7 separate regions of the Homo sapiens genome follow, and regions 1, 2, 4, 5, 6 and 7 are each linked to region 3. The links are chromatin loops, found by intact Hi-C in ENCODE. Cell type or tissue: IMR-90. All regions are shown on one strand. Region 1 overlaps PDE7B (phosphodiesterase 7B). Region 2 holds the start of PDE7B (phosphodiesterase 7B). Region 3 has its middle 24 kb from the start of MTFR2. Region 4 overlaps PDE7B (phosphodiesterase 7B). Region 5 overlaps AHI1-DT (AHI1 divergent transcript). Region 6 overlaps PDE7B (phosphodiesterase 7B). Region 7 overlaps AHI1-DT (AHI1 divergent transcript).

Region 1 (4,000 bases), 190 kb before region 3:
ACTCTACAACGATCTTTCTCCTCTTCCCCAAGTTTCCTCCTCTCTCCCATGAAGAAATATCAAATAATTGTGTGATAAACCAGCCTTGAAAGGAATGTAGAGCAGAAGCAACAGATTATACACCAGCAAAATGGCATGCCAAGCAAAATAAAGCACTTTGCAATGTGGAGACGTGAAGAGAGGAAGATGGGATTGTTACAATGTTCTCCAAGAAAACAGGGGCTATTCACTTGAATGTGCAAGTTCAAATTGTTCCTACAAACCCAATTTGCTGGCAAAAGTGCCAAATACAAAACTACCCTACTTTCGTTTCTGTCCAAGGCCTTTCACATAAGCTACAGGGGGCATCGCCTTTTGTTGAATTGGTTCTTACTTTCAGGGTTAGCGCCTCCATCTCTGAGACTAGGAACAAGAGGCATGGCCCACAGTTGATGTTGCCCTCGATTCAACCACTCTCAGGTCGGGGACACAGTAGTCAGTGGCCCACATAATAAATCAACAGTGCTCTCCCTCCAGAAGGTGAATTGTTAACATTCTTTTCTTTCTTTCATTGCCATTTATGTCCCCTGTGAACATCCTTTAAAATGCTTGTTCCTTTGAAAATGGGTTTTGAATGAGCCTGAGCCACATATCCAGGCTATGCAGGCCACTGCCCATACGCATGAGGATCTTGATGCTTCCCGAATTCGCATCTTTCGGAGTTAACTGTGGAATGTGATTCAATGTTATTTCCCTTCCAGCTGAAGGGCAGCTGAGGTTATGAAGGGATTTGACTAATAGGTCATAACCCAGATAGGTTTGCCGAGAACCAAATGACACAAGGGGGAGGGATGTGGAGAAGGAGCGAGAGTGATCAAACTGAGGCACTGAGGATCAACCAAGCCCATCCCAGCACTGGTCTTGGTGACTGGGCAAGGTGCCCCCCAACCCCCATCAGGCCCTCCAGAGAGAAGCAGCTGCAGATTGGCTCTGCAGACTCTCAGCTTCCTCTGTTTTTTTGAGAACTCCTTGGGGCTTGCAGGCCTGAGCCTGTACCACAGGGGTGACTCCTCACCTGACACCTCCAGATAACTGGCCTCCAGCAAGGGGGGAGCCCCTCTGTGAGGTTAGCAAAGGGGAAGCCCCGCTTCTTTGCCTGAAGTCCTTAAGAGCTAAGCCGACAAAGAGCTAAGAGTCAACAAACTTTGACAAGCACCAAAAGAGAATTGAGAACAAATAAATCAGAAGAAAGAAGAGGAAAAGCAAATGCTAGAACCTCGATGGCTTTTTTTTTTCTCCCTGCTGTCGTTCCAGCTGTAGCCTGGGATTAATTAAGTGCTGTGAACTCAGTGCCAGAGAGAGGAGGGGAAAAAAAATGCATTCTATCTCTAAGGAAGGAGTACAGTAACAGTTTCTCACCAGAGAGAAACCTAGGGAAGTGAATCGCTCTCGTCGGCAGTGTTTGTGGAGGGCCTGAAGAGACAGGGAGGTTGTGCCAGGCTGGAGGAGGCTTGTCTTTCCGAAGCTGGAGAGGATCTTACGGGGGTTCGCTTTTCCCTGCCTGGGAAGAATTTCCCCTGTGGTAGCAGCAGCAGCAGCAGCAGAAGCAGAAACAGCAGCAGCAGCAACAGCAGCAGCAGCAGCAGCACCACCACCACCACTACCTCCTCTTCTGGGGCACAAGACAGAATGCCTGTGCTAGAGCGATATTTCCACCCAGCAGAGCTAGGCAGGAGGTGGACAGGCCCAGAAGGTGTGCTGCCCTCCTCCCCGGGAAGCCGGCCGGGGTGCCAGCAGGGGCCGCTGCCCTGGGACTTGCCAGAGATGATCAGGATGGTAAAGCTGGTTTGGAAATCCAAAAGTGAGCTGCAGGCGACCAAACAGAGAGGCATTCTGGACAATGAAGATGCTCTCCGCAGCTTTCCAGGTAAATTGACCATGGGGTGTAATAGGTCACAGGACCAAGTCTGATAACTAACTCCCTTTCTTTGTAGAGTCCAAGCCATAGGGAGGAAAATGAACTGTGTAGCATCAGGTCTGAGGGCTGTGACTTCCAAATGTCTGCTGTATGATAGAAATGCATCTTGAAATTAAGAGTGATTTAGTAGGAGGAGCATTTGACTGGAAATCAAGAAACCTGGGTCCTGGACTCAGCTTGACAAATGCTTGCCCTTTGGGCTTGCACAAGCCAAATTTCCTGAGTTTCAGTCCCCACCAAGGAGGGGGTGGAATTGGATGCTCTTTAATGGCCATCCTGACTCTAACATTTCTTGTCAACAAGTTAGAGATATCCCTAGGAGAATATTCTCCTTGGGTGGCTTTTTATCATTCTTTCTATAAAGTAAAATACATTTTCCAATTTTTAACTATGCCATTTACAGCATGTATTATGTTCCCAGCACTGAGTTTGGCATGCAAGCTTTTTATGTCCTGGGCAAGTTGGTAAACTTTCTTGACTTGGTTTCCCCTTTGGCAAATGTCAGCAATATAAACACCTTTATTGATATCAACTCACTCACAAATGTGGAAATAATGATTCCCAGGGACTTTGTCTTGTCATAAGAATGTGCTGTGTTTGGGACGGTTGTGGAGAACTTCACTGTGTTTCTGACAGTGGATACAACCACCACCAAGACACCCAGCATGCCTGGGAAGGATCCCAAGGGGCTTCGTAAACTAAGAAAGCCACAGCTGACTACAGGGCACTCTCTTTCTTTGAGGAATATGTTGCTAGATATTTGGAAAGTGGTGGGTTCACTTCAGAAGAAAGAACATGAGTGTGTGTTTATGCATCTGAAGTCTTGGCTAGGCCTATGCAGTGGAATCCTGGCGTGCCATTGGCGGTGAGGGATGGGGTAGATGGAAAAGATACATCAAAAATTACCTCTCCCTTTCTCGTGGAAACAGAGTAGGAAATAAAAATCTGGCTAGTTTTGATTTTAATGATTTATGCCAGGAACTTTTTTTAAGTTATGACTTAATAATCTGTAAAGAATATTATTAAGAAGTTAATACTCTGGGAAAAGAAAAGATTTAAAAGGGAGAAAAAAACAGGGTTGGTCTCCAGTAAACAATGAGTCCTTGAGTACATAGGAAAGTGAGGGAAACGAATAAAACTGAGGTTTATGTGGCAATTGGGAGAAGGATGCCCAGGGAGATGGGTCTTGGTCAGATGAAATGAGGTAACGCTAAACCAGTGTTGCATGTGAGTAGGGTAAGAAAAATGGAAAAACCCACCTGGGCAGAAAATTTTACTCTGACACTTCAACTCTTAGCACTTTAGGTTTGTTTCAGTCAATTAAATGATTAAAATTCATATTACAAACTGCACCCTTTGATAAAACTATCTAATTCAATAGTTGTTAGCATGTCTGTGGAGATAGGTGTACATTATTATTTATGTTCTATATTAGTGAACATCTAATTCCTGAAAAAGCAATACTCTGGAGAAAAAGCAGAACTCCTGTAGCTTCTTATTACTTAAAAGGCACACTTTTCTGGACATGATGAAGCAGAGCTTGTTGAGTCTTACTATACCTCTCTACCACTGCCTCACATTCAGTGGAAACTGTCTCTGAAGCCACTTGGATTCCCAGGGAAGCTGCACCCTGGTCTGCTGTTGAGGTTGCCTGCCTGTGTGGAGACAGGCTTTATAACACCTTTCCAAAGGATGTGTGTTTGCCTCCTGTTCTTCCTCCTGTGCCTCCTCACTCTCAGGGAGATGAGGGCTCATCCTTACTGGAATGGGCATAAAACCTTTTCATCATCATCCATCTATGCAGCAGCAGGTCATAGGATGCAACCCCAAAGATGAGTGGCTTCACTTTCCAAACTGTCTCTTACCTTCTTCCTTACTCATCCTATTCCTGATGCTGCATTTCCTCTGAGCATCAGGTGTCTTCAGCTGCATCATTTTCACCACAGCAGCACAACAATGGGGCCCTCAGGAACACTTACAGACTATTTCAAAACTTCTGGCATTTTTTTGTTTGTTTTTAGAAAGTGGTGATTTAAGCTGTTT
Region 2 (4,000 bases), 380 kb before region 3:
GTCAAAGAATTACGTGTTGGAGGGTGTGTATGTGTGTTATATGTTTTCACTGCATTCTCCCCAGCACCTAGAACAGTGCCTGGTACAGAGTACACAATCAAATATCTGTTGCTGTTCAGTGAAGGTCCAGAACTGTTATTTATTTCACCTCAAAACCAGGCTCTTCTCCCAGTCTTCCCCATGTCAGTAAATGGCAACTCTAGTCCAGTTTGCCCAAGCCAGGAACCTGGAAATTACTCTTGATTCCTCTCTTTTTCTCACACCTCTCATCTTCAAATACTGCCAACGCTCTCTGCAAATACACAGGCCCCCTTCCAAAATCTGGCCCTCCCACCTTCTCCACTGCTCTCACCCAAGTCCGAGCCATGATGTGCTCTCACTTAGGTTAGCACAGTGGCCTCATTTATTGGTCTCTCTGCTTCTACTCTTGCTCCCTAGGAGTCTATCTTCCACAGAGAAAAGAGAGAAATCTCTTCAGAATTCGTGTCGAATCATAGACATTCCTCAGTTCAAAACACTCTGATAGGTAGGTTTTCACCTTGGAATAAAATCTAAGTCGTGTGCATGGCCTGTAAGACATGTCCTGATCTTGTCCCAGACATACCTTCTGAAACTTATTTCTTCCCTTTGCTCATTCTCTTCCAGCCACTCTATTTCCCTTCCTGTTCCTTGGCTCTGCCAAGCACTCATGTGTTGTGGGACCTTTCCATGGCTTCATCTGCATGGAAGGTAGAGGCACACAGTACCTGCTATGTCCCATCATTCGGGCCTCCGCTCCAAGTTGCTTTATCAGAGGGCTGCCCTGATCATCTTTCCTAAAATAGCACACACACCACACACACACACATGCACGTGTACACACACACCTCATTCTCCTTACCTTATTTTGAAGCCCTCATTGCCAACTGACATTATACGTTTACTTATTTTTCTTTGACAATTTCCCTGCTTCTCCAAAATGTAGACTCCATGGGGGCAAAGAACCATCTGTTTTGTTCACTATTGTAGCTTCAACACCAAAGATAAACCCCAACAACTACAGGGATGCTTAATCCTAGCGCCTAGGCTCTTAGGGATACATAAATACTTTCTTTCTCAAAGAAACAATATTAGTATTTGAAAAAGGAATGTGGACATTCTTTAGTGTTGCGCCCACCCCTAAAACATAGTCTGCCTCGGAGCAATGGAGAAATCTGATTGGCCCCTGTGGGTCCCATGCCCCCTTGTGGCTCTGTCGTGGGAATGGGGCTGGGGGCAAAGTCCATGCAATCCATAGAAGATAGAGGAAGGAAAGTTCCGCCCACCGCCCACCCAAAAAAGGTCTGTTAGCAGAATTTAGGATGGGGATGGGGAAAAGGAGGAGGATGTGGGGGAGGCAGAAACAACAGATGGCAACTATGGGGATTTTTCCAGAGTGGGAAGTGTAACCCAGGGATAAGCTGGGGTCCCTGGTAAAGGAAGTATCCCTAAATAACTGGACCTTCATACTCTTTGGGAAAGAACAAGCTGAGGCCCCAGGCACACCTGCATGGCATCACCATAGCCTTGCTTCTTGAATGACTCCTGCTGGCATCAGGAGGCATCTCCCTGGCAGGAACAAGCCTGAGGCTTCACCACGGAAGCTGGAGGAAACGCAGGGACCCATGGCACAAACTGACACAGGAGTTCTATGTTTCATTGCACATCATTTTGTTCACCAGTGCATTTGTACGATTCTGCCTCTATGGCTATCAAGTTTAATTAACAACTCATTTTTAGGTAAGAGTAAAAATGAATTAGGTAAAAAAAAATAAGCAACAGCTGCCAAGTGAGCATGGAGCACATACACTCACAGATGGAAAAAATCTACATCTTGCTGCTATGATTTAGCTCAGGGTTTTATATTTAATTTTTGTTTTGTTTTGCTTTTGTTTTTATACACCTCACCACAAGGTATTTTAAATTCTTTAAATGTATTCCCGAATATAGAAAATGTTTCTTGGGCTCTCCTGAGAGTGGGGTGCCCAGGCTGACCACAGGCACACACACATTCTTCCCATAGTACAGTACTTTAAAATTAATAGCACATGCAGAGGAAAAACTAAACCCTTTGACGTCACTCTTGAAATGAGGAAACATAAACAGAAAAGGCTCCACTCCAGTAAGCTGCCAGAGTTGAAGCCGATTGGTCTCTGCTTTTCCTTGCCTGTGGCAACTGACAGCACCTCCCAGCCTAGCAGGCCGGCGGCTGCTCACCCAGCCAGTCAGTTGGTCTGGGCACTGCAGCAGGCTCGGCTCTGTCCCAGCACTTGTCTGGGAGAAAAGTGGTGTTACTCACCCAGGGAGAGTCTCTCTTTCTACCTTCCTTCTTTCTCGATCTCCTTGTGTGCTTTTGTGTTTCTTTATTTCTTTTCCTTTTTTTTCTTTTTTTTTTTTTGTTACTTAATTATATTCCTAATCCTGGATGAAGTTGCTGGATTCTGCAGCACAAGTCTTCATGAACAAGCAGCACCGCTCAGAGATTTCACGGCATTCAAAGGTCACAGAACTGCCACTATGGTTAAATGTCTTGTTTAATGGTTGAGGTATGTACAACAAATTTAAGCGGCAAGCTCAGTTTTCTTGAGAGAATAGAGTCACAGAGAGATGGCAGGATTTTTATTTAAAATGAACCTGTACATATATATGTTTTTTGTCTGTGATTGTTACTACAGCAACCAGCTTTTGAATTTCCTTCCTTTTTCTAGGCGAACTGACTAAACATTATCACTTACCCTGAATTAACCGTTTAAGGGCAGCAGGGTTTCATTCCAACCAGTGTAATGAGACTCCGGCATTTTCACTGCACTTTGAGCCCACACTGAGGTGGTCTTTAAAAAAAAAAATAAAGAATGCAATATTTTTTTTCTCCAACATAAATCTTGGAGTTGGGTAATTTTCATTTTTGGTGGGACAGGATAGGAAAATGCTGGTAAAGGGATTGGTAAGGTTTGTGGAACAGGGAAGAAGGAAATTAGTTTTTTTCTTGAGTTTTTCATGTTGGTTGATAGCAGACTTCAAGATGAAGAAATTAGTGGCAAGAAGGGAAGAAGCTGATAGTGAGACTGAAGGTAGAAAAAAATCAATAGAAGATGTCCAAAAAATGAGCTCTGAAGAAAAATCCTTCATCACCTTGTTGCATTTTTCAAAAAATGTTTTGGATTCAGAAGTCCAGGAGAGATGCAAGTACTAAGTTACATGACCAGAAATTTAGATATTATTATTTATAAAGGAAAGTAAAACTTCTTTATTACCACTGCAAATTTGCTAATTATCTTTTCCTACAATAGTTGAAAATGGAGTCAGATATTCAATTAGGGGCTTAAGTGATTGAGCCTGGGGACTAATTAATCATTTAAAAATTCTGTTCTTCATGTGCTCTAGCCAGAGTGACTATTGCAATAAGAGTAAACCTCTTTGCACCAGAGACAGGCATAGGCATTCATATACAGTAAACACACTAAATGCTGCAGGAAGATTGGCAATTCAATACAGGGCTAATGTTGTTTTCAGTGGCACATTATTATGTCTTAAGGAGGATCCCTGCTAAAAATCATTCCTATCCAAAGAGTCGGTTTTTGTAACAGCAATTTAAGTAATATATGGTTACCATGGATTTCCCTATTACCCTTCTCAAAGTTATGCAATAGCAAATAAGACAGGATTATTTGAAATCCTTACCCTGTTCCAAAATTTCTAACCGATTTTCTTAAAGTTTCTATTCTCAACATTGAGAACCTGAAAGCTTTAAAACTGGGTCATGTTAGCAGTAATATTAAGCACGATTTCAAACATGAGGTGTATTTCAAAGGGTTAAAAAAATTAACTGCATAAGACTGGAATGTACTAAGTTAAGAACTGCAAAAATATTAGCTCTGAAATGCAGAGGATGTGCCGTGAATGGACAATTGCTTTTCTGCAGCGCCTAGTGGGAAAACAAGGACTTTGTGTGTTGCAAACGCATAACTGCAGCTCCTCCATT
Region 3 (4,000 bases):
GTTTCTAATTAAACTGAAGAGCTTCTGCAGAGCAAAAGAAACTATCATCAGAGTGAACAGGCAACCTACAGAATGGGAGAAAATTTTTGCAATCTACCCATCTGACAAAGATCTAATAGTCAGAATTTATAAGGAACTTCAACAAATTTACAAGAAAAAAATCAAACAACCCCATCAAAAAGTGGGCAAAGGATATGAACAGACACTTCTCAAAAGAAGACATTTACACAGCCAACAAACATATGAAAGAAAGCTCAACATCACTGATCATTAGAGAAATGCAAATCAAAACCACAATGAAATAACAATCTCACGCCAGTCAGCATGGTGATTATTAAAAAGTCAAGAAACAGATGCTGGCGAGGCTGTGGAGAAACAGGAATGCTTTTACACTGTTGGTGGGAATGTAAATTAGTTCAACCATTGTGGAAGACAGTACAGTGATTCCTCAAGGATCTAGAACCAGAAATACCATTTGACTCAGCAATCTCATTACTGAGTATATACCCAAAGGAATATAAATCATTCTACTATGAAAACACATGCACATGTATGTTTATTGCAGCACTATTTACAATAGCAAAGTCATGGAACCAACCCAAATGCCCATCAATGATGGACTGAATAAAGAAAATGTGGTCCATATACACGATGGAATACTATGCAGCCATAAAAAGGAATAAGATCATGTCATTTGCAGGAGCTTGGAAGAAGCTAGAAGTCATCATCCTCAGCAAACTAACACAGGAACAGAAATCCAAACACCACATATTCTCACTCGTAACTGGGAATTGAGCAATGAGAGCACATGGACACAGGTAGGAGAACAACACACACCAGGGCCCGTTGCGGGATGGGGAAAAAGAAGAGGGAACTTAAAGGATGGGTCCATAGGTGCAGCAAACCACCATGGCACACGTATACCTATGTGACAAACCTGCACTTTCTGCACATATATCCCGGAACTTAAAGTAAAATAAAATAGATAAATAAATAAATAAAATTAGATTAAATTTTAAAAAAGAAGAGGTTTAATGGACTCACAGTTCCACATGGCTGGGGAGGCCTCACAATCATGGTGGAAGCCAAAGGAGGAGCAAAGGCATGTCTTATATGGTGGCAGGCAAGAGAGTAGGTGCAGGGAAACTGCCCTTTATAAAACCAGCAGATCACATGAGACTTACTCACTGTCACAAGAACAGCACGGGAAAACCCCACCCCCATGACTCAATTACCTCTCACCAGGTCCCCCCCCACGACACTTGGGGATCCAGCAGACACCACCACCACTTCATCCCACTTCAAATGTGGTCTCCCATGCTCGAGAAGCAGTACTCACCTTCTGGTCTGCAAAGCGCCATCCTGGCATAATTTGCCTTGGCATTTGTCTTTTAACGAGTATTTTAAACGATCTTTTAAACGAATATAATATCTTTGGAAGCCCTTATTTGCATGTATTAGTTATGATATACCTAATAAACATTCCACCACTCTAATTTACCAATCTTTACCAGTTATAAAAGCAGAAACTATAATCATGTCTTTCAAAATAAGCCTTGGGCTGTTTTGTAGCAGTGAAATCGATAGTTGTACTTAACCTAAAGAACCTGTGAGAATCCCACTGCAGTGTTGAAATTTAACAATTAAGCAATACTATCCCTGGCTTTCATCATTGAATTTCACAAAATATGTTATTTGCTGGGAAAACAGTTGAATCGGCCTGATGACGTGAATAATCTCAGGCCTGACAAGGATATAGCTGTATTATAATTCCTTAGTGTCCTTAAATGTAAGCTACTTTTGCAATTAATACTAAATCTAACCTCGCTTTTTCCGTAATTTCTATAATTTCATCTGAACGTAGTAACAGGTTAGCAGGGGGCCACCAGCCTGGGCGCTCTCGGTGTTATACTGTCCTCTCGTGGTAAATATGGAGAACTGCAGCCTGACGGCTTTTTCCTCTTTCAGTTTCCTGTTCCATTATTTTGCCGTGCTATACATATCCTTGTAAACTGCCTTAAATTCTTTCTAGGACACAGCAAAATCTAAAATAAATAGATAAACAAATGTATAAGATGAGAACTGTTGACTAGGAGCTTAAAACATGGGTTGGAAAACCCATCTGCTTGGGTTCAAATCCCAGCTCTTAAAGCCCAGCACAGTGGCACGCACCTGTAGTCCCAGCTTCTTGGAAGGTTGAGGCAGAAGAATGGCTCAGGTTCAGGGGAAAAATAAAAAATGAAAATTCCAGCTCTGCCACTTAATCAGCTGTGAGAACCTGGGTTATCTACTGGGGTGGAGATAGTCTCTCTCTATGCCTAGCTCCTCATCTGTAGAATGAAGATAACAATAGCCTGCATTGCATAGTGCTGATATACCTCCATGGCAAGCACTAGGAACAGAACTACTACTCCTTCTCAAAAACAAACAAAAAACAAAAAACCAAAGTGAGAGCTTTATCACCTAAAAGGTCAATTACAGCTTATTCTTAAATACAGTGGAACAGAAGTTCTCTGGGACCTACAGACCACTTCCCCACTGTGTCCAAATTGGACACAGAGTGCAGAAAACTGAAACTGCAACCCAGCTGAGCTGTGATTGTGTCTTTTTTCACTGGAAGAAGTAAATCATAGAATGTTAGTGTTGTACATTGGACTTTGGAGCACATTCCGTTTGGCCTCCTCATTTTACAGTTGAGGAGTTTGAGGCCCAGAGAAGTGATAACTCAGTTCTCCCGATGCATTTCCATGATGCGATCACTGCTTCATGCTCTGAGTCCTTGTAAACACAGGAATTTCCAGGAAGAGGAAAGGGCAAAGCTGTGATCAACCAGCCATAGTTTTCCCAGCCCTAGTTTTCCCCATGCAGCTGCAGAAGTCACCGTGGAATGACCCACGAGCAAGGCCACAGGCACAGACACTTCGGGAGCTGACAGGAATAGATCTTTAGAGACAGGAAGGCTTTCCTACCCAACCCCACCATCAATTTTTTAAAAGCAAGCATTTCCCACAAGGTAAATATAAGAACTAGTCTGGTCAAAGGATAACAAGGCAGTAGGTACTGGAAATTCCGGACAATTTGTACTACTCAAGCTAACTGCAATGCAAGACAGGCTCTGGAACTTAAGGCAAAGCTATTATGTCCGGCTCTGCCACAATTTTAGAATCCGCGTCCCCTGTAGTGGACTGTGATGCACCACCATGTTCTGTCCTCAACAGAGGTTGTCCTCTGACAACCCTCTCTGAAAACTGCCCTCAGCTCAAGAAGGTTGCTTTGTTCAAGGTCAAGCCCCCCAGTACTTAGTCAACGAGAAAGTGTAGAGACTCAGCACTCCCAGAGTGATGGGGGACCACTCCAGAGCCCCTGGGGTTCTGCTGAGGCCCTGCTGAGATTGCATCACAGCCCAGCTGCCCCCTCACCTGAGTATTATCCTGAGGACACGCCCAGAGAGATGTCCTGCACATTCATCTCTACTCAGAGCCTGCTTGCCAGAGAAACCAAATCAACAGCCCTTTTCTGATATAAAATCTCACACGTCACTCTTCTTGACCTGTTCGGGTTTTGTGGGGTTTTTTGTTTGTTTTTGTTTGGTTGGTTGGTTTTTTTGAGGGGAAGAGGATCAATTTAAAATAAATCCATTGTATACTTAGCCTCTCCAATCTGAGAAGAGAGTGTGCTTTATATCTGGCAAAACCTGTTTAAAATGCTGTTTCCCGATTGCTACCACCTAAATTATCCTCCGTGTAAATGGCTGTTTCTCCCCAAACCTAATTCCAATGGATGGAACGTTTCTGTTCCCCCAAAATTCACACGTTGAAATCCTAACTCCCAAGGTGATCGTATTTAGGAGGTGAGGCTTTTGGGAGATGATTAGGTCAAGAGGGCGGAGTCCTCGTGATTGCGATTAGTGCCCTTGTAAAAAACCCCAGAGAGCTCTCTCACCCCTTCAGCTACGTGAAGACACAGCAAGAAGATGGCTAGGCCTTCTATGAACCAGGAA
Region 4 (4,000 bases), 320 kb before region 3:
ATTAACTGTTTCTATATGCCTAGAAAAAGTAGTTAGACAATGTAATTTTAATTTACATTTACAGCTTAGTACAAGGATATAAAGTACAGAATAATATTCCTAAAAATACATGTAATACTCTTATAGATAAAATTATAAAACTTATTGAATAAACAGTTTTGAAAAACTTTGAAGAAAACCTTAATAAAGACAGATATATCCTGCTCTTGGATAGACTTGTTATAAAGAAGATATTCATTCCTCCTATAGGGAGGAAATGGGCAAAAGATTGAAAAGACATGTCATATCAAAGGAAATAGAAGATGGCCCCTAAACATTTGGGAAGATGCTGTAACTGAAAATCTCAGGAATGCAAAATTAAGTTCTTAGGAGATATTATTTCATATTTACCAAATTGGCAGAAATTTGAAAGTTAGATAATATTTTGTGGAGTATTATGAAGAAACAAGAAGGTTTGTCAACTGCTTTTTTTTTTTTTTCTTGAGACGGAGTTTTGCTCTTGTCGCCCAGGCTGAACTGCAGTGGTGTGATCTTGGCTCACTGCAACCTACACCTCCTGGGTTCAAGCAATTCTCCTGCCTCAACCTCCTGAGCTGCTGGGATTACAGGCATGTGCCACCACGCCCGACTAATTTTGTATTTTTTTTTTAGGAGAGACCGGGGTTTCTCCATATCGGTCAGGCTGGTCTCGTATCCCAACCTCAGGTGATCCTCCCACTTTGGCCTCCTAAAGAGCTGGGATTACAGGCGTGAGACACCGCACCCGGCCTATCATCTGCTTTTAGGAGTGTAAATTGGTCCAATTTCCTTAGAAACTATTGTCATCACCTATTTTACAATTCAGTAAGTTTACTCCTAGATATTTACCTAAAGAAACATTTACATGTATCTGTATAAAAATATTTATAAGAATATGTTAAAAAAAACAAAAATGAAACACTGGAAGCAACTGAAATGTCTACCAAGAGGGGAAAGGATAAGTACATTGTATTATATTCACACATTAGAGTACAATACCACAGGCAAAATGAATAAAATAGAGCTATATCTCAAAATGGAGGAAACTTGAAAATCTAAGTTTGAAAGAAGGAAGCACAAGTATCCAATTTGTTCCCATTTGCAAAAAGTTCAGGCAACATACAATAATATGCTGCTTGGGGAATACCTATGTAGGTGGGTCTAGTGAGAAAGAAAAGAAAGAGAATAAGATAAATTTCTGAATGGTCAAAAAAACACCAGCATCAAGTAGAAAAGTCTGTTATAGTATGAACGAAATCACAGAGAATTTACCACAAGTTTACCTGGTATCTCCAGTACCTAGAAATATTTGCCTTTTTCAATTATTATAAACTAATCTATGCATGATCAAGATAAGTGGATTTTGTTAGTTAAAGCATTAAGTTATCAAAGTGAACTTTGGATCTTATGTTAGTTATGACAATATTTGAGAATTCAGTTATGTTCCTTAACTTTTAATATAAATGACTTTGTGTTTTGAATTGTTGTGGGGCATGTAAAATTGTTGTTAAATTACTGTGAAATTTTAAAAAGAAAAAAAAATTCGGAGTGGTCATTTCCTCTGGATAGATGAAGAGGAATGCGAGTGTGTAGAGAAACAGAAGGGATCTCAGAGGTGTGGTGCTGTCATATCTTCTTTCGTGCCCTGAAGATGGGAACATGGGTACTCTCTGATCATTCTTTAAATTGTGCATTAATAGTTATATATTCTTCCTATAATCCCAGCACTATGGGAGGCCGAGGTGGACGTATCACTTGAGGCCAAGAGTTTGAGACCAGCCTGGCCAATGTGGCGAAACTCCAAAACTACAAAAATTAGCTGGGAGTGGTGGTGTGCGCCTATAATCCCAGCTTCTCCAGAGGCTGAGGCACGAGAATTGCTTGAACTGGGAATGTGGAGGTTGCAGTGAGCCGAGATCATGCCACTGCACTCCAGCCTGGGCCACAGAATGAGACCCTGTCTCCACAAATAAATAAATAATAAATAAATAAATAAATATTCTCTTTGTATGATAGTTCATAATAATCATATATGTTATTTTTATATTTTTAATTTTATTTTATATTTCACCAAGTAGAATTTTTAACTGCTTTCTGGAGTTGCTGCGGGAAGATCAAAGTGTCTACGCAAAAGTGGCCTGGTGATAGGGTGGGGCCCAGAGCCCAGTGCTGGTGGAGACAAAAGTGCAAGGTACAGCATTGCAAGGTCAGCAGCCGTAGACTCGGATCCTCGGCAAACGCAGGTGTGATCTTGGGACTAGCTCTAGGCTGAAGAGCTCACATCTAATTCTCCAGCACTATGAGCCAGCTAGTCTTGTAATGGCGCCCTCTACTGCTTACATTTGCAAGAGACTGTTCCTGTTGCTTGCTACCTAAAATCCTGACAGGTGTATTGCTTTTGTAGTGTCTGTGGGAATAGGTGAGGATATCCAATAAGGACACTTGAAATATGAGTTTGAAATTTAGGAATGATGTCTGACATGCGATATAGCTGTTACCAATATACAGTCATTTGTGAACACAGCTAAGTTCACCAGGGAGGGTGTGAAACTCAAAGAGTATGAACCTCAAAGCTTACCCACTACAACATCCAAGGGGGATCCAACTCCTCACTTACCAATATCTGTGCTTAGATGGTGTTGGGACAATCTTGGTATCCACAGGTCCCACTCCTCTAGAAGCCAGTATCACAGTCAGCACTTTAGAACTGTCAGTAACACCGAGGTTATACAAGTAACTACTCACTAATTGTTTGTTTTTTGTTTTGTTTTGTTTTTCACTTTTAAAGACTTTCTTTTTTACAGAAGTTTTAGGTTCACAGCAAAATTTGGAGGAAGATATATTCCCCATAAGCCACTTGCCCCCACACAGGCATAGCCTCCTCCATTATCCACATCCCCCACCAAAGTTTGCTACAGTTGATGCATCTACAATGACACATCATTATCATCCTAAGTCCATAGAGTCCCTTAGGGTTCACTTTTGGTGTTGTACATTCTATGAGTTTGGAAAAATGTATAATGATATCAATCCTTCTTTATAGTGCCATATGGAGTATTTTCACTGCCCTAAAAATCTTCTGTGTTCCAGCCACTCATCCCTCCCACAACCCCGGCTCCACCCACTACCTTCACCACCCCCTGCCCCCGCATCTAACCCCTGGCAATTTTTAAACTTTTTTTATTGCATTATCTCGACACAGCCAAGGAGATTATTTTATGAGAATATTAATGAAAATTTCCCCAAGAGTAACCCCATATTCTTAGAAAATATCTGACCATCATTCTGCATGATTAACCTACATTCTGGTCTCAGAAGCATGACTAAGAAGGAGTTTAAAAAACAGATTGGTGGGGCAGTAATTATGCAGTTGATAACACAAGGCTCTACCCTGTGTACATAAATCTTTCACAGGAGGAAAAATATTTAAAATGTAAGAATTAAAAAGCAAAAACATTTGGCTATAAAAAGGGATTCAGTAATTACAATGAACATCTCATTAAACATAGTCTTTATTTACAAGAAGGCTGGGAGAGCTCTAATTAACTCATAAGCTGTCCCTATGAATCATTAGCTGTGGCAGGAAAATTCTAGGTGATCCATTAAATCTCCACACCCACAGCTGTTCAGGGAAAAATATAAGCAAACCCTAACTGCCCTTATTTTGGATGGTTGGTGAATTTTCTTCAGTGACCAACTGGATGACCTTGGCCACCACACATCATATATTTCTTCTCCCCAGGGGAAACTGAAGTCCTCTTTTTCTATAACCAAGGATAGGATTTTCTCAACACTCAACAAATAGTTTGTCCATCTTTGAACAAACTTTTAAACCAACGTGATATAAACAATTTACAAAAGTTTATGGTAGACTTTAGATGCAAATCCTTGAGTTGACCCAGAAACATTCTGCTGTTTTATTATGTCAGTTTCCTAAGTCTGTGTTTGAATATGATTTTTCACCATGCTATCTATGTGTTTT
Region 5 (4,000 bases), 690 kb before region 3:
TAATTTATTACCAGACCCTAGCTTCCCATTCTTATAACACAGAAAATATTATTTTATGACTTACAATCAAGGCACAATCTCTTAAATAATCTACTTTAGAATCAACTATAAGCAAAAGAAAATTTATCTACAGAGCTATATTATTAGATAACCTGGTTTGTAGCCTTGCAATGTGTATTCAATTGCCTTTATGTCTATTTGCCTATCTCCTAAAATACTCAAATTTCGGATTTTAGCCTAATACACTCACAATCATGAGACTGATTACATAACTGGATTTCAAGGAGAAAAAATAACAAAGAGGAATGAATTAATTATCTGAACTTTAGTTATATATTAGATTTCCTAAACAAGAATTACAGACAAATTTGTTTATTAAGAAAACACTGTTGAGAGGAACATGTCTTTGGAATTATGAAAAATGATCTTCCAGAGTATATGGAAAGTAAAGACATTCTGAGGAAATGTCCATTATGAAAGTCCAAGTGACTATGCTTAAACCACTATAACCGTAGATCTGATTGCTTGATGCTATAATTCAATTATCTTCTCACTACTTTACCTCTCATCTGATAGTGAAATACAGCCCTATTTTTTCCTCTAGTATTTATTCAAATATTTTTCCAAGTATGACACAATGACTTTATCTCCTCAGTCAGTTGTCATTCTTGAGGTATGTAGACTCATCAACCACTAAACCACTGTGGCGAGGACCCTGGTCCATTTGGCCAAAAATTCTGCCCTTGTTCTTCATCCTATTAACCGTAAATATATTAGGAATCTAGCTAGAAGATGTCCCAATTTATTATTCATTATAGCTCTAACAATATTAATGTTAACTATTAAGTATGAAGATGATTTTTTTTTATTTTCCATTAAGTCATTTATTGAGTCACTTACATTATGCCTGTAGTTTAGGTAGGATTAATCCATAATTTCTTCCCAAATTCCCCTGTGATTCGATTCCTTGCAGAGGACCATTAAATATATGATGAGTGGTTGGAAGGTTCCTTCTTATCCTATGGATAAAAGGCTCTAAATGTCTTAATATATTTAATTCTTCATTTAAATCACTTCTGATGTGTGTTTATTATATAGGTAGGCTCTCTTGAACATATAGTCCAGTGCAACTATTAATGCTTTATTTATTTTTTATTTATTTATTTTTTGAGACCAGGTCTCACTGTCGCCAAGCCTTGAGTGCAGTGGCAGGATCACAGCTCACGGCAGCCTCTATCCCCCAGGATGAAGTGATCCCCTTTCTTCAGCCTCCCAAGTAGCTGGGACTACAGGTGTATGCCACCATACCGTGCTAATTTTTGTATTTTAGTAGAGACAGGGTTTCACCTTGCCCAGGCTGATCTTGAACTTCTGAGCTCAAGCCATCTGCCCGCCTCTGCCTCCTAAAGTGCTGCGATTGCAGGCATGAGCCACCACATCTGGCCAACACTTTATTGATAACTGTATGTATGTATAAGCATTTCTAGGTTGTAACAATCCATTGGCTCTCAGTAGGCCCACCAGAGGAGTACTGCACCTGCAATGAAAACCTGTCTCAGATTTCAATCTGCAAGTGTTTTATTATGGGCTGCTAGTAAATTATCCCACAAGAGGTCGCTAAAGCTCCGGTTTTTTTGATGTGTGATTTTTCTGACTTTTTCTCCTTCCTGCAAAGGAATTGCAAAAAATTTTCTGTTTCCCGGTTTTCTATTTCCCAGTCTGTTCCAACTTGACATGAAGGTAGTCAAGAATTAGGGCTTAGTCATGGGCAAGGCAGCTTACTTATGGAAGTTTGTAGCCATCTAGGGTTGCTCAAATCCATCACGTGAACTTCAGAGCATTTCTTACCACAATTTATACTTGAAAAGGAAATACAACCAGGCACCTTCTGACCTCAATAACTAAACTCTTTTAGCTGTAATGTAGACCCCTTTAAAGGCACATTACCACTTTTCAGGCCCTGGGTTGACATTCCAGTTTTCTGCACATACCAGAATGATAGAATAGACATCTAAAAGAGGCCTGCACTCAGTAAATATCTCCTTAGAGAAGATCTAATAAATAAATGCTAGAGGTACCCTCATTAATGGAAAATTGCTGCTACATCTATTTCTTTGGAGGATTTTTAGACTCAAGCAGGCAGATTCCTGTAAAGAATTTGGTTTAAAACAAAGCTGATATTTTAGAAACAATCTCTATTTTCTCCACAGAAAACATAAATATTTTTTAACAAGACATTTAAAATTGTGTTTTAGAGAAAAATCGGCTTAAAATTTGAGAATATTTTCGCCCATCCTTAGAAGAATTTTCTCTTCCCCTTAGAAAAATATTGCCTGAATATAAAAAGGGAATCTTACCTTGATTTCTCCATCTCTCAAATCTCAGAAGAAACAATGCCACTTTTAGCATTCTTGACTAGTAAGATTATTGGCTATATATTTTCTTAGCAAGGGTCACATGTTACATTTTTAATAGGTTCTATTACATAGGGCAGAGGTTATAGGCAAAGACTTCTCTAATGATCTTTCCACTTCCCTTCTCTACGGGGAATATTTAACTTAAAATATTGTGATTTAATCATATATAAAGAGAGAAGTGTTATTGTGAATCAAGCATTTGAACAATTTTATGTTTTCATATGAATATAGAGTGTTAAAATTATAAATAACATTTTAATTATACGGATGGAAAAACCTGGAAAGATCTCAACCCTATGAACATGAAGGATTTATACAAGATGATTTTGGAATCATCCCTTCTAGTCCTAAAATGTAATGACTTTCCTTAAATTCTTATGCTTTTGGACTATAAAAGCCCATTTCTATTTTAATGAGATAACTTTAAGTGGAGGGCTTTTCTTATTTGAATAGCTGTCCTGTTACGATTTGGGAGTTAAATATCAGATAATTAAAATTTAGTTGTTTACAGTTACTGAGATTTTTGCATTATTTCCTCAGCAATAATTTTTTATATTTACAACCTCTATGTTAATGAACACACTATTTCATGAAGTGCTTTTGTAAAATGCTAACATAATTCTTTCCTCATGTCTTTTTGGAGGTAGGAGACTCATATACTTTTTATCAGAGATGCTCATGAACTTGAAGGCCCAAATGAATAATAATATACAGATAATGAATTTCTACTTGACTTGAGCCATATCGCAATAAAGAAGGAAAAATGAAACAGGCTAGCCAGGAGGGTAGGAATAGACCAGTCACAATGCATCAAAAGGCAAATGATAGTAATCAGAATCTCAAAGAATCATACAATGAGTCTTTTTAAAATACCACCACCACCTACTCCACTACTCTGGGCTTGTGTTAGCTGACAAGGCACATTGGTTTTCCCGTTTACTCACATTAAGCCCTGGGTAGGCACAACCAGAGAACATTTCAAATATGTATGGGTTATGAATAAGTGTGAGTCACCGACTTTTAGTCCAGCTGAAACTACATTGTCAGAAGAGTATTAAGCTGGCATTTGCAACCCACATACTTACCTTGTGCCTGACACTGTGTTCTGTATTTAGGACAAAGGCTTTTCTAGTCCATGCACTCAGGTAACTCACAATACAGTTGAAGAAAAGAGATAAGAACACAGACAACTACAGTATTGCATCAGTACTAAGGCATGCATAGCACCCCCACCCCCAGCTGTCTTACCTCTTGGAAATCAGGTTGCATCTTACAATTGATGGTATCTTGCAAATGCCATGTCTAGGCTGCTGTCATAAGCAGTCTTGGTTTGTGTGGGTGCAAACTTGGTCATAGCTGTTGATCTTGTCTTCCCTTCATTGAGGTATGTGCACTGTTGATAATGCATGAGTTGAGTGAATTGCCATTTAAAATGCTTTAAATGTTACCTTATAATTCAGTATTAGAAAAAAAATTGTGGTATGTGCAAGAAGGGCTAGAAACAGTGCAGTGGGATGTATATTTAATGTCACTGAGGTAAATATTTACCATTGGAAGGATGATTCTCATTTCTTATTTTCTTG
Region 6 (4,000 bases), 210 kb before region 3:
CTCCTTCTTTTCACCAGTTCTTTTGTGGAAGAAAAACACAGGCATGCTGACAATGGCCAAGACAAAGGTGTTCCTCTTTCTTTCCAAATCCTGTAGACTGGAATAGTTATGGAACTGAGAGAAGTCACAGCAGTCCTGATCCAAAGTGTCACACTAAACTATGTGCCAGGCACAGGGATCTCCGCTCTCAAGTGACTTTCAGGCCAGAGGTGGTGGACAAGATAAGCATGCTGTTAGGAATGAATGTGGGGTGGCCACAGTAGCACATGGGAGGCCGTTGAACTTGGCCTTGGGGACCAAGATGTGATTTCTGGAACATAAGAGCAAACTCATACCTAAGATACGTGTAGGAATTAGCCTGGTGAAGGAGTGTTCCAGGAAGGTGGAACAGGACATGAGAAAACCTGGAGTTGATAGGGCTTTCAGCAGATGAGAAGAACTCGAAGCAATCCAGCATGTCAGGAATAATGGGCAGTAGGGTTAACTTGACTGCCAGAATCTTCCTTTTGTACTTTTCGTGTGCATTAAATTTATTGACAGTAGTGTGCTACATTGAAGAGACAAGGCTAGAAGTAACTGCTTCCTGACATACTGTACAAACTTGTGGATAAATATGAAAACTTTAGGTCTGGGCAAGGACTAAATATTTTCTTAAATGATAGGTTTTCTCTGAGCGGTTCTTCCTGTTGTAAACTAAGTTCAAACCCAAGTATTCTAGGACTGGCACTAAATTTGACCAATTCATTTATGTCTCACCCCAAACTTGTTCTTTTAGAATTCAAAGGAATTTTTCCTTAAAAGCCCCATTTAAATTTTACCTGAGTAATTTCCCCCTTTCAAGTTAGTTTTTTAAAAGATATTTATTGAGATTATTTTCATAATTTTGCAAGAATGACATGTTCATTTTAGGAAACTTGAAATATAGAGGAAAGCTATATCAATGAAAATAAAATCACTCACAATACCACTAAGGTGATAATCTTTGTCAATATTAACTTGTACAGGGTATTTGTGATATAATTTTCTAAGTTTTTCTATGAAGATATTTTTTAACAAATATTTCAACAATTTATATGCATTTCCTGTTTCTGTGTGCATGTATACACATGATATATATTCCACTCATTTTAAAGTTAATTTGAATTATTTAATTTATGAACACACTCTTATTTGCAAGTTTTTGTAGAACTATTAACATATCTAGTGTGTGAACTTTTAGCCCTGTTGAAAATAGCTTGCAAGCTGTAAGCTGGTTATATTTCAAAGAGCTAGAGGCTCCTGTAGTTCTCTATTCATTAGTTTTAAAGCACCTCTATGACATGACATAGGTGGCAGTATTATTATCCCTATATTGCAGAGGGGGCAGCCAAAGCAGACAGCAGTTGCATAACCAAGGCCGGGGTAGAAACAGAACTGGGGTTCTTTTGAAAGTAGGTAGAGTAAAAATTACACATAAAATGAAATATTGGTGATTTGTACCTCTATTCAAAGCCTCATCTCTTTGAAATGACAATGCGTAAAACACATTGGCCCTCTGTTATTTTTCCATCAATTCAGAACTGAATCTGACCTTGGAGAGTCCACACAGATATCAGTGGAACGTCTGGCCGATTGCATGTGAGGAGCTGCTGCCAGAACTTTGCCTGAAAGCTTAAATACCCTATGAGAGCTGCAAGGAATTCTGAAAAATTACGTTGAATATCGATGTTGAAGTTAAAATACACATATATGCGTGTGCGTGTACGTGTGCAAGCACACAGACACGCACACAGAATTTTAAGCCCAAAAGCAGCACCAGAGCCAATTCCATGATATTTGTATTAGTAATCTTTACTTGGGCAGAATTCACTTGAAGCTGGTGGGATTCTTTTTCCTGAGTCAAGCCTGCAGAATGAAGCCTGCTGGGAGTCAGCAAACCACAACAGACGTCATCAGCTTTCTCCTGCTTCAGGATATACATACTGATCACTGCGGGGGTCGGGGGAGAATTTTATTTTTGCTTGCGCAGGCTTACACAATTGTCAGCGGATATAACCCTTGCCTTTCTTTGAAGTGTGAGCTATCAAAAACTAAATAAACCAGATGGAGCCATTTTCTGATTCAAGGTGACAGAGCAGACCAATGCCTGAATAATATCTCTTTTTAAAGATGGAAATAGAATTACAAATTTGCTACAACTAATTTGCACTTTCCTTTGAAAAGGTGGAGCCCAAAAAGAAATTTTTCTCAAGAGGCTTTTCCGCCTGAGAATAAGTAATATTTAAAATAAGAGAAAGGTTGGAAAATTGACCACACAATACATGAAGTTAGCAAGAGAACGAGGGGGAAATTGTCAACTATGAAAGTGACAAACACTGAGTCGCTGGCATTCAGATAACCCCTCTTCTCCTTGCAACCAGATAAATATACATTCTTGATTCCCGGATTCCTTCCATTCTTGGTGCAATACTTGAAAAAAAATTTGACCAGGTTTTTGGCATTTTCATCTTTTCTGGGAATACTTCTAAATGACCTAGGGGAAATTTTCTAAACCAAAGAACAGTTTTGGCAGCAAAAACAAGCCTCAGTATGTATTATGATTGAAAAAAAGTAATTTAGCCTTTAACTCATGCAAGGATCTACGAGAACATCTATGTCAAACAGAATAAAATGAATTTGATATCTTTATTTTTAATGTATGGAAAAGATGATGTTTTTCACTTCATTATTTTAACTCTATAAAAGAAAAACTTCTTTGATGATTTACTAAACAAGGAATTAACTAGATTGTTAATGTTAGTGTTATAATTTACTCTTACAGGATTGAGTTTCTCAATTGTGCTAAATTTGTTCTATTCATCTCACGGCTCCCTCTAATACGTAGGAAAGTATAAAAACAACCTATCTGGGTCTTTATTTTTCTCATCTGTGCAATAAGGATAATAGGTCCTATTTCGAAGCATTGCTGAGATGATTAGATGATACAAGGAAAATGTCCAACCTAGTATCTGTACATGGTAGGTTCTTTCTGATTCATTCTCTTCTACCTTCTTTTCTATGGCATTTGAATATTGTGTGTGGACTTCAGCAGACTGATTGTGTGAAGTTCAACTAGTAAGGGCACAAAGCCAGGTACGTCTGAAGGACCTAATGTTTATATGAGTGCTAACTACGTACCTGGCACCTAATAAGCGCTCGATAAATATTAGCTATTGTTGTATCACACACCTCACTTTATCCTCGCTACAACTCTGGAGAGGTTTTATTTTCATTCTCATTTTCCAGTTGTCAAAACTAAGTCTTGGGAGGCAAAGTAACTAGCCCAATGTTGCACAGCAGGACTATGACGGAGCCAGAATTCCAGCTGAGATCTGCTCCGGAGCTCCTGGTCTCACTGCTGCAGCATGCCACACCTCTCCCTAAGTATGGGGTGGGCAGGCCTCGGACAAGTTCAACCACCTGCAACAGAACTGGAAAGGCAGAAGGACTTCTGGGAGAAAAAAAAAATGGCTGTTCTACTCATCTGCACATTCTAAGGGAAATTCTCTTAGATACACCTAATTTAATTTCTCAGCTATGTTTAGAAATTAACTCTAAGCCTATTTATTTACAAGAATAATGCAGTCAAAGACACTGTTAACCAGCTTGGTTATCTGCCTTTGCAGCTTCTGGAAGATTCAAAGCAGTTGAATTGAAGGTAGGGACAGTTGCTACAGTCAATTGCCTTGAAAACAGTAGAAGTGACCTGAAAACCTGCCAAATGCTGACACAAAAGCTTTGAAAGCCGTAGTAGCCTGGAGCCATTTAGCATAGCAGCAAATAGCCTGAAACCCTCAAATAGTCCTTGAAGTACAGTAATTGATATCATCATAAGGTCATTTAGATTATTAAACAGGAGTATATTACACATTCATAGAACTAGAAATTTCATCCAAATATTATTTTTTAAGTTCAGTAACTTAAATAGGAAGTATTAGTGAAAGAGAAGAATCACTTAAATAAAACACCTCTTCTATTGAAA
Region 7 (4,000 bases), 550 kb before region 3:
ATTCAAGAAATGGAGGGTCAGAAGGTCAGCTTCCACAAGTCTATAATTAACTGGGTTTTGATGTATGCTTGCAGAGGCTAGAGACACACTGAGAGATTTATCGAGTGCAATATTTGTTTGACATCCAAAGAAATAAGACAAGCCTTCTTATGAACTCTTGGCAGAGATTTACTTTAGATAGCGAAGAACAGCTTGACACTACAGATTATTAGACACCACAAGAGTTTATTAAATAAAATGGGTGGAAGCATTGATTCTACATCTTAAATATATCTCTTTGGTCCAGGGGTTGTCAAACTGTGTTTCTTAGGGGGGTCTCAGGGGCTGCTGCAGGATGCCAGGAGCTGGTGCAGAGCAGAGTGACTCACGTCTTCCACCTCTCCCTCCATCAGCTCTGCGGTTACTGGTTTTATATTGTAATGTTTCACATAAGATTTCATTGGAGAAAAAATTCTGCACCACAAAAACAAAAAGTTTCCTTTCCATCTCCAATGTTAAAAAGCCTTAGGCTGAGGCTTTCATCATTTCCTGCTTGGATCGTTGTATTTTTCTTCCCTGGGGGTCTGTCTCGCTGCCTCTGATCTCGTCCCTTTGTCATCCACCCTCCGCATGGTTCCCAAAGTGATCATTCTCGAACACAAATCCAAATCTGATGTTGGCTTCTGGGGCATTTTTGACTTCCTATCACCAATTGTAGAAAGTTATACTCTAAAGAATGGCCCCAAGAAAGCATTTCATGATTTGGCCTTCCCTTACCTTTCTCCAGCCCCCTTTTCAGGATGTCCCCTTTTGTTCCTTGTGCCTCAGCCATAAACAACAACTCATGCCTGCAGTGCGCTGAAGGTATAGAAGGCCTTTGGTTTAGTGAATCCAACTTCTCAGCTGCAGCTTCAGCATAATGACATCTTAGAAGACTCCCCAGCTTCCAGTAGTTTAGTTAGAAGTCCTCCTCTGGGGCTCCTGTCATGAAGAATGTGTACCCCTCTGACAGCACATTGCCCGCAGTCTTGTGTTAATTGATATTTAGTTTATCTCCCTACTGGATAATCAGCAATTGCCTTCAGGAAACGGACTGGCTCATCAGCTCTATCTCCTCAGACTTTGGCTCTGCACTTGACCCTCTACCATGTTGTTAAACAAGAAATGAGTGTCCTCCTTTCTGGAAATCATTAAAATAATGGTTTTTTATCTGCTTTATTCATTTGAAAAGCTTTGGTCTATGAATATAGACTATACGGCTCCTTAAGATTTTTGTCTATATTATTTTTGATTTTTTTGTTTTTTAACACCTTTAGAATTTCACAGCCTTTATAAATATAATACTTAAAAGTAACATTTCAGAGTATTTGGAAATACTTTTTGACTATTTAAAACAAAATATGAAACATGAAGTATAGTAAAGATATAAAACGATAATTTAGATAAAAATTCTTTCTTTCATGGAAAACACCACTGCATTATTCCTGTTTCAAATGTCCTACAGCATTACATTTTTTTTTTTTTGCAGCAACTCCACTACACATTTGTTCATGGTGTTCACTTCCTACAAGATACAGTCAAAACTCCTTAGCCTGATTTCCAGAGCCTCTGTAATCTGACCCAACTGACTTTCTCAACCACATTACACACTAATCTTTCACAGATTTTTTTTTGCTTTATTTAAACCTTTTCCCCTCATATTTCTATTTATTCTTCTTAGCCTTTGGTGAATGCTTTCTATCAGAGGATTTGTACCTTCGGATTTTTGGAAAAGTCTGTACCATTATATCTTAGCATATTGCTTATTTGCTGTTTGTTTATTTATGTCTTTGGAATTTCTCTGAGGCAGATACTAGAGCATTTATGATTCCTAACTTCTGTTTTATATCCTCCATTCCTTTATTTTTGTCCTCCATGTCACAGAGATGTTCTGTTCCATCTTCTAACTCATCTTCAAGCATGATTTGTCTTGTATAATCCATTTGCTTAGATTTCTAAAGAGATTTAATGACTGTACTTACACTTGACTTTTAAGAGCCTGTTTCATAACTTGCTGTTTTTATTTTACAGATGCCATTTCTTCCTTTATATTTTAAATACTGTAAACATACTTATTGTCAGCTCTCTTTCATGTTGTTCTATTCTTGTTGGTTCCTCATGTCCTGTAAGCTGTCTTTCATGATGCTAAGTGTCCTATTTTTTAAAATTCTGTTTTATTTTGCTTACGAGTTTACTTCAGAAGGAAGTATCTTTTCTAGAGATCCGGATAACCACCTGGGGTGGTTTCCACTGGTGTTCCTGTCAGCACCTTCAAGACACACTGATTCTGAATTATTTTTTGTGTTAGTTTTTCAGCCTGGAATTCTGAGTCTATTCCTACTCCCACCTGTTGTTCAGTCTTGGGGTTCTTATATCTCTAGAAGACTCCTATTTTACCCACATGGTGGGGCTATTGGCTCATTTCCAGCAGTTATCTTGGGTATGCAGGCAGAGATGATCTGGTTCCTTCAAGGTTAGTGCAGTGCTTTCTAGGGTTCTGATTCTGCACAGGAAGCCCAGTTCTTATTCCTTCTATAAACATATTTTCCTGGCCAGCTTCTGGCCTTGAATAGCCATGAAAATCCCAGACTTTGAGACCTGTAATCTCCCTTAGTTCCAGATACATTGTCATGTTGGCTCTATGTTCTAGCATTTGGAGATTTCCTTTCTTGCTTTTGTGTTCTGCTATATATTTAATATGTAAAAAAATGCTTTTAATCCCTATATCTAAATGTCTGGAAATGTTGTGTTCAATTCCATCTTATCCTGTTATTTCTTGACTGTCTGAATATGTAGTTCTTATTTCTCTCGTTCTCTCCATTTTGAATAATCTCCCAAATGCTCTCTGCCTTTTGCAAATTCACTCATTCTTCCAGGACTTGAGGAGTCACTGAAGGTAATGCTTTTTTCCTCCAGGGACCAAATTAACCCCTAGGAAGGGTCTTCTATGAACTCCTTTGACATCCATTTGACACTTAATCATTTTCTGTTATAATTATTATATGGCTATTATTTGTTTTCTTGTGAAATTATAAAATCTTTGAAATTTGGGGCCATTTCTTAAGCTTCTTGAATTTCTTCACCTGGTCTCACAACAAATTCTTCCTAATGGAAGAAAAACAGAAAAGAAAGACACACTAGGATAGAGTAATTTAAAATGTTTTAGACTTTATTTACGAGGGTCCAAGCACCTAGGAAAACAGGATTTGTTTAAATTTTGCTTACTCATTTTATTCAGGATTCATGAATTTATAAGGCCAGAGAGATTTCATATAAGATCCTAGATTACTAAAGGAAAACTGAAAGATTTTATGTCAAGCAATATAAAATTAATATGACAGATGCAACCTTAGAAAATGTGTTTCCTGAGATTCCTAAATTAGCTACTTTTGTGGGTGTCTGCTTAGTATTTGGTCCTGAGTAAATGAATAAACAAACAGCTACTTCTGAGAGCTACTTTCACAGGGAAATGTTTCTGAGTTCCAGTTCATGGGAGTTTAGGAAGGTATGGGATGCAAATTACATTTCAACACTGAACCAGCCAATCAATCCTTGAACACTTTTGAAGTCTTTAGCTTTGCCTGTGAACATGGGAACACCCAAGGGCACCTTCAAATTAAAAATAAACATACATTCTAAGGAGTCCTAGATGTGTAATTTGGTAGAAATTTAAGGGGTGTCTTTTTATAGTAACGGAGTCTATAAAGAAAATACAATTCAGGTGAGGTTACATCCTTTCCAGTCATAAAAGTGTATGTGAATGACATTTAACTCGAAATTCAAGTACTTTGGGCATATCATTCCCGCTCCCTGCCCCAATCCCATAATTTCTTGGTAGAAACTCATAGTGCATTTTTTTTTCAGTTCCAGCCAGATTTTTATATCTATTGGATGGATATTACATTAATAAAAAAATAGCTAACACTTATTGTATGATTGTCTAATGCCAAGCTATGTTCGTATAATTATCTAATATGTTGGT

The links. A loop is a pair of places that touch in the nucleus more often than their neighbours do. Peaks named below come from ENCODE experiments on the same cell type or tissue, not always from the same donor. Only the 100,000 strongest peaks of a DNase experiment are listed, where the experiment ranks them.
Region 1: a loop joins it to region 3, with 3 times the contacts of the local background. A loop is called at or near these places in 60 of 110 quality-filtered maps.
Region 2: it touches region 3 in a loop (4-fold over the local background); 4 of 110 quality-filtered maps call a loop at or near these places.
Region 4: it touches region 3 in a loop (2.5-fold over the local background); 20 of 110 quality-filtered maps call a loop at or near these places.
Region 5: it touches region 3 in a loop (8-fold over the local background); 95 of 110 quality-filtered maps call a loop at or near these places.
Region 6: a loop joins it to region 3, with 4 times the contacts of the local background. A loop is called at or near these places in 3 of 110 quality-filtered maps.
Region 7: a loop joins it to region 3, with 14 times the contacts of the local background. A loop is called at or near these places in 33 of 110 quality-filtered maps.

Annotation. Positions count from the first base shown.
Region 1 is chr6:136,036,623-136,040,622 of GRCh38, forward strand. The region is part of intron 2 of PDE7B (phosphodiesterase 7B); the gene reads left to right. Among named protein-coding and RNA genes, the nearest start is that of PDE7B-AS1, 34 kb to the right of the region's middle. RefSeq lists enhancers at 1,182-1,682, 1,683-2,183. In IMR-90, a CTCF peak has its summit at 1,763 (motif pointing right); a DNase peak (open chromatin) is centred at 1,409; H3K4me3 peaks cover 3,229 bases; H3K27ac peaks cover 3,585 bases.
Region 2 is chr6:135,849,456-135,853,455 of GRCh38, forward strand. PDE7B (phosphodiesterase 7B) reads left to right here and starts at 2,246. Exons shown (of 13, transcript NM_018945.4): 1 at 2,246-2,564. The coding sequence starts at 2,544. RefSeq lists a silencer at 2,033-2,270. In IMR-90, no CTCF peak of the experiment used is centred here; a DNase peak (open chromatin) is centred at 2,156; H3K4me3 peaks cover 2,010 bases; H3K27ac peaks cover 2,074 bases.
Region 3 is chr6:136,224,494-136,228,493 of GRCh38, forward strand. No RefSeq gene overlaps it. Among named protein-coding and RNA genes, the nearest start is that of MTFR2, 24 kb to the right of the region's middle. In IMR-90, a CTCF peak has its summit at 1,920 (motif pointing left); DNase peaks (open chromatin) are centred at 1,838 and 2,748; H3K27ac peaks cover 441 bases.
Region 4 is chr6:135,907,624-135,911,623 of GRCh38, forward strand. The region is part of intron 1 of PDE7B (phosphodiesterase 7B); the gene reads left to right. Among named protein-coding and RNA genes, the nearest start is that of PDE7B, 58 kb to the left of the region's middle. In IMR-90, a CTCF peak has its summit at 2,338 (motif pointing left); no DNase peak of the experiment used is centred here; H3K27ac peaks cover 363 bases.
Region 5 is chr6:135,534,500-135,538,499 of GRCh38, forward strand. The region is part of intron 2 of AHI1-DT (AHI1 divergent transcript); the gene reads left to right. Among named protein-coding and RNA genes, the nearest start is that of AHI1-DT, 39 kb to the left of the region's middle. In IMR-90, a CTCF peak has its summit at 1,608 (motif pointing right); DNase peaks (open chromatin) are centred at 1,762 and 3,382; H3K27ac peaks cover 1,111 bases.
Region 6 is chr6:136,013,289-136,017,288 of GRCh38, forward strand. All of the region lies in intron 2 of PDE7B (phosphodiesterase 7B), which reads left to right. Among named protein-coding and RNA genes, the nearest start is that of PDE7B-AS1, 58 kb to the right of the region's middle. In IMR-90, no CTCF peak of the experiment used is centred here; a DNase peak (open chromatin) is centred at 1,913; H3K27ac peaks cover 3,496 bases.
Region 7 is chr6:135,673,650-135,677,649 of GRCh38, forward strand. All of the region lies in intron 4 of AHI1-DT (AHI1 divergent transcript), which reads left to right. Among named protein-coding and RNA genes, the nearest start is that of LINC02524, 41 kb to the left of the region's middle. In IMR-90, a CTCF peak has its summit at 2,424; a DNase peak (open chromatin) is centred at 402; H3K27ac peaks cover 579 bases.